3 separate regions of the Homo sapiens genome follow, and all the other regions are linked to region 3. Evidence: chromatin contacts called from ENCODE Hi-C or POLR2A ChIA-PET data. All regions are on one chromosome and are shown on one strand. Each heading gives the region's core, a stretch centred on a gene start or an enhancer-like site at or near the end of the contact. The rest is flanking DNA. Distances are from core to core; before and after follow the strand shown. Region 1 has its middle 81 kb from the start of CTD-2154B17.1. Region 2 overlaps DAP (death associated protein). Region 3 holds the start of CTNND2 (catenin delta 2).

Region 1 (2,904 bases), core at 124-2,623, 1.0 Mb before region 3:
CAAATTACTGGAAGCCCACAGATGCTTCTGTAAGATGCCAGAGAAATTAATTTTGGTAAAGATCTAGGATGTTTTCAATTTATCGAACTGTACATATATAGCAATTTAACTTATCTTGGTACTTGGTATGATTTTTCTTTTAACCAATGTCTTGAATTTTGTTCTTGTGTGGATTTCATTTGAGTGTGAATCTATAAAATTGACCTAGATTCCTTCTCGGCAGTAGAATTGATCTCCTTTTTTTTCCCGATTTGCCTTGTAAAATGCATCTGTGAACTTGCCTGATAAAGTTGAAAAGAGAACTTCTTCAAAGATCAAAATTATTTGCTAAATGTGTTTCTATACTTGGAACATCAGTGAAATATACACCTAAATATGGGGTGAAAGTAAGAGAAACTTCTTGACTACAACATTGCTTTAATCTTGGGGACTTTACGTTCCTTAGAAAATCCCAACATCCCGAGGGCAACCTCACAATGGATATGATCACTACATAAGTATCCAGGAAAATAAAAACAGCTTGAGTTTTTGAGGAACTCTCTTTTTAAAACTCTTGAAGTACCGTGTATTGTGCTCTGAAGGGTGATGCTGAGTACTTGGCATTAGCTTTTCTTAGGGATTTGTTCACATGGTCCCCTTCAGAAGAATGACTTGGCAAACAAACTTTGCTGTCACTGGGAGTCTTTTAACACCACCTCAGTAAACCGCAGCCAGGGGGCTCGCTTTCCCCATTGCCTCACTGGGGAAAATTAAGGTCTTAGAGAGAAGCATTAATATCTGGGAGAGGTTGGTTAATGGGTACAAAAATACAATTAGAAAGAGTAAGTTGTAGTATTTAATCGTAGAGAAATTGTAGTTGAAATAATCTATTGTATATTTCAAAAGAGCTAGAAGAGAATTGTAATGTCCCCAACACAAAGAAAAGATAAATGTTTGAAGTGATGAATATCTCAATTACCCTGACTTGATCATTACACACTGTGTACAGGTATCAATATATCACATGTACTCCCCAAATAGGTACAACTATCATAAAGTAGTTATATAATACAACTACAATAAAGATAATACAATAATGTCTGTTCCCTGGGATCAAGCTTACTAGGAGAAGAGGGCCTGGAGGCAGGGAACCTAAGGACTTCCCAGAACTAAATCAAGTGGAAATGCTTCAGCTATGACAGGAAATATCCTCTTCATTTACATAGGGCGTGCACCAAGTAAATGACTTTGTAACTTTACTTCATCCTCTTCATTTACATAGGGCGTACACCAAGTAACCAATGGAAACCTCTAGAGAGTATTTAAACCCCAGAAAATTCTGTAACTGGGCTCTTGAGCCCCTATACTCAGGCCCGCTCCCACACCGTGGAGTGTACTTTCAACACATCTCTCTGTTTGTTGCTTCATTCTTTCCTTGCTTTGTGTGTTTTGTCCAATTCTTGGGAACCTGGACACCCTCCACCAGTAACACTGTGGCCCTTGGGGAACGAGTCATTAAAATTTTAACGACAAGTGCAGCTCTTCGAAGGATATTCCAGTCAAAGGAAGAGCATCAAAGAAGAGGTTTTTTGCTTGGGTTACTGGCAATCAAAGAATGTGTCACTAACACCTGGACGGGGTTTTGAAGTACTAGCAGGAGTTCCTCAGGTTCACAGAGGAGTGCTATGAGGGAGGACAGCCAAGGTATGTGGAGCAGGTGCGGAGAGGGGGGGGCACATGGAGCAGAGGGCCTTGGTGCCTCTCCAGGGCCCTTTTCCGGATCTGTGAACCAACCTTAACTCTCTTGCAGGAGATGGAAGGGCCTGGATGTTTAGGTTACCCTCGCCTCCCACAAGAGTTGCCCATGGTTCAAAAGCCAATTGTCTCCGTCGCTAAGGGTGGGACAGAATCCAAGGCACAACCTATACTCTAGGGGCCCCTTGGGTTGAAGCTGAGTCCGTGACCACCCCTGAAAATGCACTGTTGCTGGCTTCTCCTCCTCCCTACTTGGCTTTGCCCACCTCTTTCTGTCCCTGCGGGAGAACATCCTCAGGAAATCCCCGGGGCCTGGGTCCTTGCTCAGGGCCTCCTGGGAGAACCCAGCCTCAGAGGATGCGTTTCAGGACAGGAACTCCCAGAAGGACCATGGGAGTTGTGTGTTTGGAAATTGTAAATATAAGATCAAACGAATGGATACGGCCGGTGAAAATACTTTGTAAACTACAAGTGCTTTACCCTATTAGCAGTAATTGTTTTCCATTTACAACTGTCTTTCCCAACAGGCCTTGGGAATACTTTATTGGGTCAGTTCATCCTCCTCCTACCGCTGTTGCCAGCGCCCTTTATAACATTCTGTGTGATGAGTGCACCTGCTACCTGGGGAGGTGGGTGGGGCGAATGAAAGTCGATTACTTAAATCTGGATGACAAATGCCCTGCCTTTACTCCCCTGGATTCAAAGCTTTTATTTGGCCCAATGGAGCTTTCCTGGGGCTTCATCTCTTAGCACATTGCTTACTATCGCAGAGCTATTTGTTTTATAAACTCAACTCCTTAAACCCAATGAAAAACAATGGCTTCAAAGCAGCTTTTTCCATTCTGTGAACACAGGAAAAAAAATAGCAGTAAATCAGAAACTTCTCATCTGAGACAGTTATTTTATCTTTTTGGCACTGGCCCTTAGAGAACAGGAGGTAGAATCCACCCGAGCCCCTCGTCTCTCTGTGGAGTCTTCCACAACGTGCATAACATCCCAGCCGCTGTGGAACGTGGCCGAGGCCAGCCCCAGCTTGATTTAATGCTCTCCGTAGCTGAGTTTCTTTGCCCCAGGCTCAATAAGCTGTAAAGAATAGATCCTCTGACAAATTGACAGCTTTTGCTTCAGAGATGTAAAGCCAATGGGAAAACCTACAACAGGGCAATTCTC
Region 2 (2,987 bases), core at 8-2,507, 1.2 Mb before region 3:
CCTGGGGGTGGAGCCCGGGAGGAAGCGCAAGGGCTGTGCTCTTCAGTCGGGTCGTCTGAGATCTCCACCATCTCAGACGACTCTGTTCCTCAGTCTCGGGAACAAAATGCAGGGGAGGCTTCAAACCATTTAACAGATTCGAGGCAGCCGACAGGGCCAGAGACGATTCAGAACCACGCAAAGGAGGGACCGTGGCAAATGGACACCATGAGTGTGGGCTAGAGTGTTGGATGATCCGGGTTCAAATCCTGACTCTGCCAGGGACAAGCTGGTGAGCTGGTGGTTGACTTTTCTGAGGCTTAGTTTCCTTGTCTATAAAACTGGACAGCAACAGACCCTACCTTCTTAGGTGACTCTATATATGTGCATACACACACACACACACACACACGCACATACACACAGCAGAAAGCAACAGATTCTAAACAGGGTCGAAACACAGTTTCCAAATTTGCTTCTAGGCTGCCTGGCGGGCTCTGTGCTTTCCTGAGGAGGGTGGGCAAAGAGACTGCTTTTCCAGGGTAATGACCTTGAGAACTGGGCCGCACCTCAAATCAAACCCTCTGTCAGTGCAGAAGAAGAGGCCCTTGGGCCTCACCCACTGTGTGCTGATGAAAGGTAGTCACAGTGTGTGCTTAGCACTTGTGTAACAGAGAGGACACGACACTAGAGCACTGCAGTGGGAGGACAGGGTACCCTCGATCAGCTTCTGCCCATACAAAGTGAATGGGGCTGGGGGCTCTTCTCATGCACTGATGAAGGGGGTGACATAGGTTGTGGCCCAGCACATGCGCTCATTGACCGGGAAAAGCAGTCTCCTCAGGAAAGCACAGAGCCTGCAGGGCAGCCTAGAAGCAAATTCCAAAACTCTTGTTTTGACTCTGCTCAGAATCCATAGCTTTGTGCTTCCAGAGTTTACAGAAAATATATTCCCAGCTGGGGTGACTTTTTAAACATTTCCCAGTAAGTCGATGGAAAACAAATCCGTTCCTGCCATTTTTAGTTCTTGAAATACCTTCTTGGCTTGGTCTTAATTTATTTGGGCTATTAATTTTCTGGACAGCAAAATAATAATTAGCATGGCTGGTGAGCAGAGGGAAACGTCTCACTCGATTGCACCCAGACATTTCTGGATAACATCATTCTTCAGAGTGTGACAGTCGAGGCTGTCTCCCTCCTTCAGCCTGGCTTCAGCACTGACAACATTTCCACAAGATGGCACTGCTGGTCCTCTCAGCCCGCGAACGCTCCGGCCAGCTCAGCCACCTCAAGGAGAAATGGAAGCCGGCCAGGCACTGCGGGCGAGGGCTGCTGGCACCTGGGCACGAGGGTGCCCCTTCTCCCCAGGAGTGGCTAATTGTCACGAGTCTGACCAAAGGCATATAAAACTCAACTTCAGTGTCGTAAACACAATTCTAAACCCGAGAGAAAATAATCTGGAACCTAATTCCTTCTAAATTTGGCATAAGAAATTTATAACATTTTTCAAAAGGGCACAACCAGAGGTGCTTTTCTAGGTGAGAATGCTTGAGCTCATGTTCACATTGGTCTAACAGCACCTTCTTTGCAGTGAGATGCTGTTTTCATACAACTGGAATCAGCCTTCAAATCCTTCAGTGAAGAGGCTGGGACGGCAATCTGCCCCTTCCTCAGAACTACTGCTTCCAGGACACTGTGATTTCAGGACAAAACTTCATCTCAACCTGTTCTTCTGGGTCTGGGCCAGGTCTGGGTCTGTGTGGGAAGGATGCTCTCATTTGGGGGTTCTGAAATATTTCTCTCCAGGTAGCATTCCACCCACAGATATTTGGCTAATTGTTGATCCAGATGTCAAAACTTCACAGAGATTTTTTTTTTTTTTTAGTTAGGAAAGGCTAAACCCCCAAGTTCTGAGTGTGTTGGGTGAATAGGGCTCATCAGTAGATGACGTGTTCCACACTCTGCATGTAGTGTGAAAGCCACAGACTGGGAGTCTGGTTTAAACAGGAGGGAACCTTCATTTTCCCTCTAGACACAGCTCCAGAAAGCTCCTGTGTGCCCAGCACTCTTCCCATTCCAGACCACTTCAGTTTCTGGCGTGTGGATCTTCCCTCCCCCTCCTCCTGCTCTTCCCTATTGTACCCCTTTCCCTGGATGCAAAGAAGGGGAAATAACAACAGGAAGTGTTAATTACCCTTCTCACATCTTATGGATTTAATACGTAGTGATGGTCCTGGGCCACTGAGAGTCTCAAAATTCATCACATATACAGAAGCGACCACATCTGAGGGGCACAGCCCAGGCACCACTTCCTGAAAGTGAGCCAGGGAATAGGGGGTGTGGCGGGGGGGAGGCTTCAGCCTGGTGTAGAAATCCCAGACATTCTGCTGCCATCTCCACAGGAGTCATAGGCGATTCAGAACCACAGACAAAAGCAGTGTCATGGCACGTTTGAGGGCTTGGGCTTAGGAAATAGATGGTTCTGGGGTTGAATCTCAGTTCAGATGAGCAGCCTCTCAAAGCCTCAGTGTCCATCTGTAAGATGGGAATGATTCCTACTTTGTAGAATAGGGAGTTTAAAGAAAATAATGTATTCACTGTGCTTGGAATAGGCCTCCACTGACAAGCTCATGTTTAGTGGCAATAAGTAATGAATTAGTTTCCTATGTAAAGACAGTCTAGAAATTGCTTTTTGTCTTCTAAAGCATAACACTTCCTTTCTCTCTCTCTCATTTCTTTCAAGACTGGGGAATTTCAGAGTTTCTCAGGGCTTCTTTGAAGAATGCCAGCGGGCCCACCTTGAGTTTCCTCACTCCTTTGTTCTAAGCATTGCGCTGTGCCATGGCGCAGGGTTTCAGGGCATTACTATGAGAAAAGGTTCCCCCAGCACCAAAGAGTGGGAATCCCTGTCCACCTCCACTGCCAGCAGCCTGAACAATTCAAACAGTATAAAGCAGCAAAAATGACTGCTTCCTTTCCTTAATGAAATGTTCCAGAGAAGGTAACTT
Region 3 (2,774 bases), core at 67-2,566:
TTGCATCGCTCATCTCCCATACACACGCACAGCCTTCCAAACCTGGCTTTCAGGCGGCGCTTTCTGGAGCCTGGCTGTCTATTGTCAGCACGCAGAAGCCCCCGAAACCTGTGAAGCCGGCTGCAAAGGCTTGCTGGGAAGCCGCTAAATATAGACCAAGGGGGCTCAGGGTCTGGCAAGCCGCGGGAGCCTGAAGACACGGCCATGGACGCATATGACTAAGTCTTTCCATTTTGTTCTAGCCAAACATCGTAATGACATTGAACATAAGGGCAAAAGACTGGAGGGAAGTCCTCCCCACCCCCACCCCGTCTCCTCCCGTATATTAGGGACGTCATGAATGCACCGAGTATGTTCTCAGGGTGGCGGGGAGCAGCATTGTCGGTGTTGCCCTAAATACGCTTCCTCCCGGGGAGATGGGTGGCAGGGAGGGGGAGCACGCAGGGCAGCCACTTGGTAACCGCTCCAAGAAAGGCACTAACCCCGGACCCCCTTCCAGGCACAGCGGCTTCCGAGGGGGACCTGGCGCGATCGCGGTCCTCCCCGAGGCAGGCAGAAACCCCGCAGCAGCCGCCGCCGCCGCCTGCCGGCCGGGAGCCCAGGACCACCCCCACCAGCGGCAAGAGGAGGAGGACGGCGCCGGGAGGAGGCTGCGCCCGGCCCCGGCCGCCCAGCCCCGCAACTCACCCAAAGGCGCGGCGCCCGGCGGCTTCCTCGCAAACATGCACCCTCCGCCGGCGACAGCTCCTCAGTCCGGGAAGAGGCGTGCGCGGCGCCGCCCGGCTTCAGGGCAAGGTCCTGACCTTGCCCAACTGCAGCATCTTCCGCTTTTGTTGTCTGAGCGCGGCCGCGGGACAAGGGATGCTGGCGGGCGGCAGGGGCGAGCGCCGCGGGCGAGAGGCGGCTCCCGACGCGAGTGCGCAGCGCCCGGCCCGGCGGCCCCTCCGAGCTCGGCGAGCGCAGCGCCCCCTGCCCGGCTCCGCGGGCTCCACGGGCTCCTGCGGGCTCCTCGGGGCTCCGGGCGCCGCCGCCAGCCGGCCGGGCTGAGAGAGCAGCCGCCGCGCCCGCAGCTCCGCTCAGCCGGCTGTCGCCGCGGGCGCGAGCCTGGGGCCGCCGCGGCGCCCGGCGCCGAGCGCTCCCGAGCTGCGCCCCGCGCGCGGCCCGCGCCACCTGTGCCGCCGCCGCCTCAGCCGCCGAGGGCGAGGCTCCTCCCGCGGCGCGCGGCAGCCTCAGCCTCCACCTAAACCTCGGCGGCCGGCCCGGGCGCCCGGCTAGTGAGGGAGCGTCCGCCCCGCCGCCGAAACCGGCCCCGGGTGCGGAGCATGCCCAGTGCCGCCGCGAGAGCGGCGCTTCGCCGCGCGCGTTCCACTTCTCCTGGTTTTCGCGGCAGCAGCGGCAGCCGCGGGAGAGAGGGGAGGAGGCCGCGGGTTGGGAGAGGGCCGAGCATCCTTGGGAACGCACGCCCTGGACCTGAGATGGGTGGATGCTCCGGAGCTAGGCGAAAGCTGGAAGGGACCCGGGAAGGGATGGAACCCCAGGTTACTCCGCTTCCCTAATTCACGTGCAAGGCGCTGACAGTTGACTCTGGTGGGGCAGATGTCAGCCTGCAACAAAGGACCAGGGTGCGAGGGGTCCTAGAGTGGCCAGGTGGGTTGGGGGAGGGAGGCTGGCGGAACGTGCTGGTGAGCGCAGGTAGATGCTCTTGCAGATCCTGTGATTCCAGAGCTAAGGAGGCACGAAGTCCAGCAGAGGTCTTCTCCACAGCACCTGCCCAATCTTGCCATCACCTTCCCTGTTCAGATGGCATGTTTTTGGCGGGTAGTGAGGGTTTCTCCTTAGGCAAAATCACTTCAGATTTGAAACTGGAATGTCTGTAAACTTCCTGCAAGAAAGACCCTTGCCCAGTCTGGAACTTGAGCAGATTAAGTTCTCTCTCCTCCCCTTCTTGTGCCACCTTGTCCTCCTCTCTTGGTATCTTCTGCTGCATCTCTGCCACCTTCTCTTCCTCCTTTTCTTCCTTATTTCAAAGTGAACCACTCCCCTGATCCTTCCCCACAGTCTTCCAGTGCATCTCGCATTGCCTTCTTCACGTTCAAATCAGTTTTCCATATCACCTCCTGGCTTGACTGCTCCTTGACCCCATCGGGACTTCCCCATGCGTAGCCTGCTGTGAAATACAGCAAGTGGAATCACCGTATTCAAAGTCTTGTTGAAAAACGAAACCCAAAACATGTGCCAAGGAAGGCCTCTGGGCCTTCGCCCCTGTCCCTCTGATTCAGCAGCAGTCAGGACGGGGCTCACGTCTGCTGCATTCACAAGCCAAGCCAAGCAGGGCACAGCCTGCCCAGGGGCCAGGTCGAATGTTCCTCCTAATTATGCCACGGGCATGACCCTGAACACCGCAGACTGTCTGAGGTTGTGATCTCCTCCACCCCCCCCACCCCCCCCACCCCCGCAGAGCTTGTTTCTGAAACACAAATAAGCATGACAGAATGCAGGAAATTGTAATAAAAGGGATTTGGTGCTTACGATTCTCAGTAACATTGTGCTTCTATTTTGTGTTGAAAGAGATTATCCAACAAACTTAAATGATTTGAATATTCAAGTCTATTCTTTATTATACTTGGGAGTAAGTTGAAATATAAATGGAAGTAAGAGTGAAGGAGAAAAGCGGTACAGAGGTTAAATAGGTAACAAATAATTGCTAGGAGGAGCAGATTAAGCAGACTATTGACAACAGTACAAATGTTCGCTTTTATTCCTCCTACCCCAGG

Evidence for each region. A loop is a pair of places that touch in the nucleus more often than their neighbours do. ChIA-PET counts read pairs that join two places held with the same protein, here RNA polymerase II (POLR2A). Pooled maps may share reads with other maps.
Region 1: a pooled map shows a loop between it and region 3 (2.2-fold over the local background). The contact joins the enhancer-like site here to the promoter of CTNND2 in region 3. A Hi-C loop is called at or near these places in 3 of 50 pooled maps.
Region 2: a loop to region 3 is called in a map of posterior cingulate gyrus, with 4 times the contacts of the local background. The contact joins the enhancer-like site here to the promoter of CTNND2 in region 3. A Hi-C loop is called at or near these places in 3 of 168 maps with a recorded cell type or tissue (dorsolateral prefrontal cortex and posterior cingulate gyrus) and 7 of 50 pooled maps. POLR2A ChIA-PET finds 5 or more read pairs at or near these places in 1 of 52 experiments (activated T-cell).

What each region holds. Positions count from the first base shown.
Region 1 is chr5:10,866,423-10,869,326 of GRCh38, forward strand. No RefSeq gene overlaps it. Among named protein-coding and RNA genes, the nearest start is that of CTD-2154B17.1, 81 kb to the left of the region's middle. Within about 2 kb of position 1,374, at least 2 of the 41 ENCODE cell types and tissues checked have a DNase peak (open chromatin) inside an H3K27ac peak, as active enhancers do.
Region 2 is chr5:10,694,019-10,697,005 of GRCh38, forward strand. All of the region lies in intron 2 of DAP (death associated protein), which reads right to left. Among named protein-coding and RNA genes, the nearest start is that of DAP-DT, 66 kb to the right of the region's middle. RefSeq lists a silencer at 1,270-1,329. Within about 2 kb of position 1,258, at least 4 of the 41 ENCODE cell types and tissues checked have a DNase peak (open chromatin) inside an H3K27ac peak, as active enhancers do.
Region 3 is chr5:11,903,130-11,905,903 of GRCh38, forward strand. It overlaps CTNND2 (catenin delta 2), which reads right to left and starts at 1,317. Exons shown (of 22, transcript NM_001332.4): 1 at 688-1,317. The coding sequence starts at 724.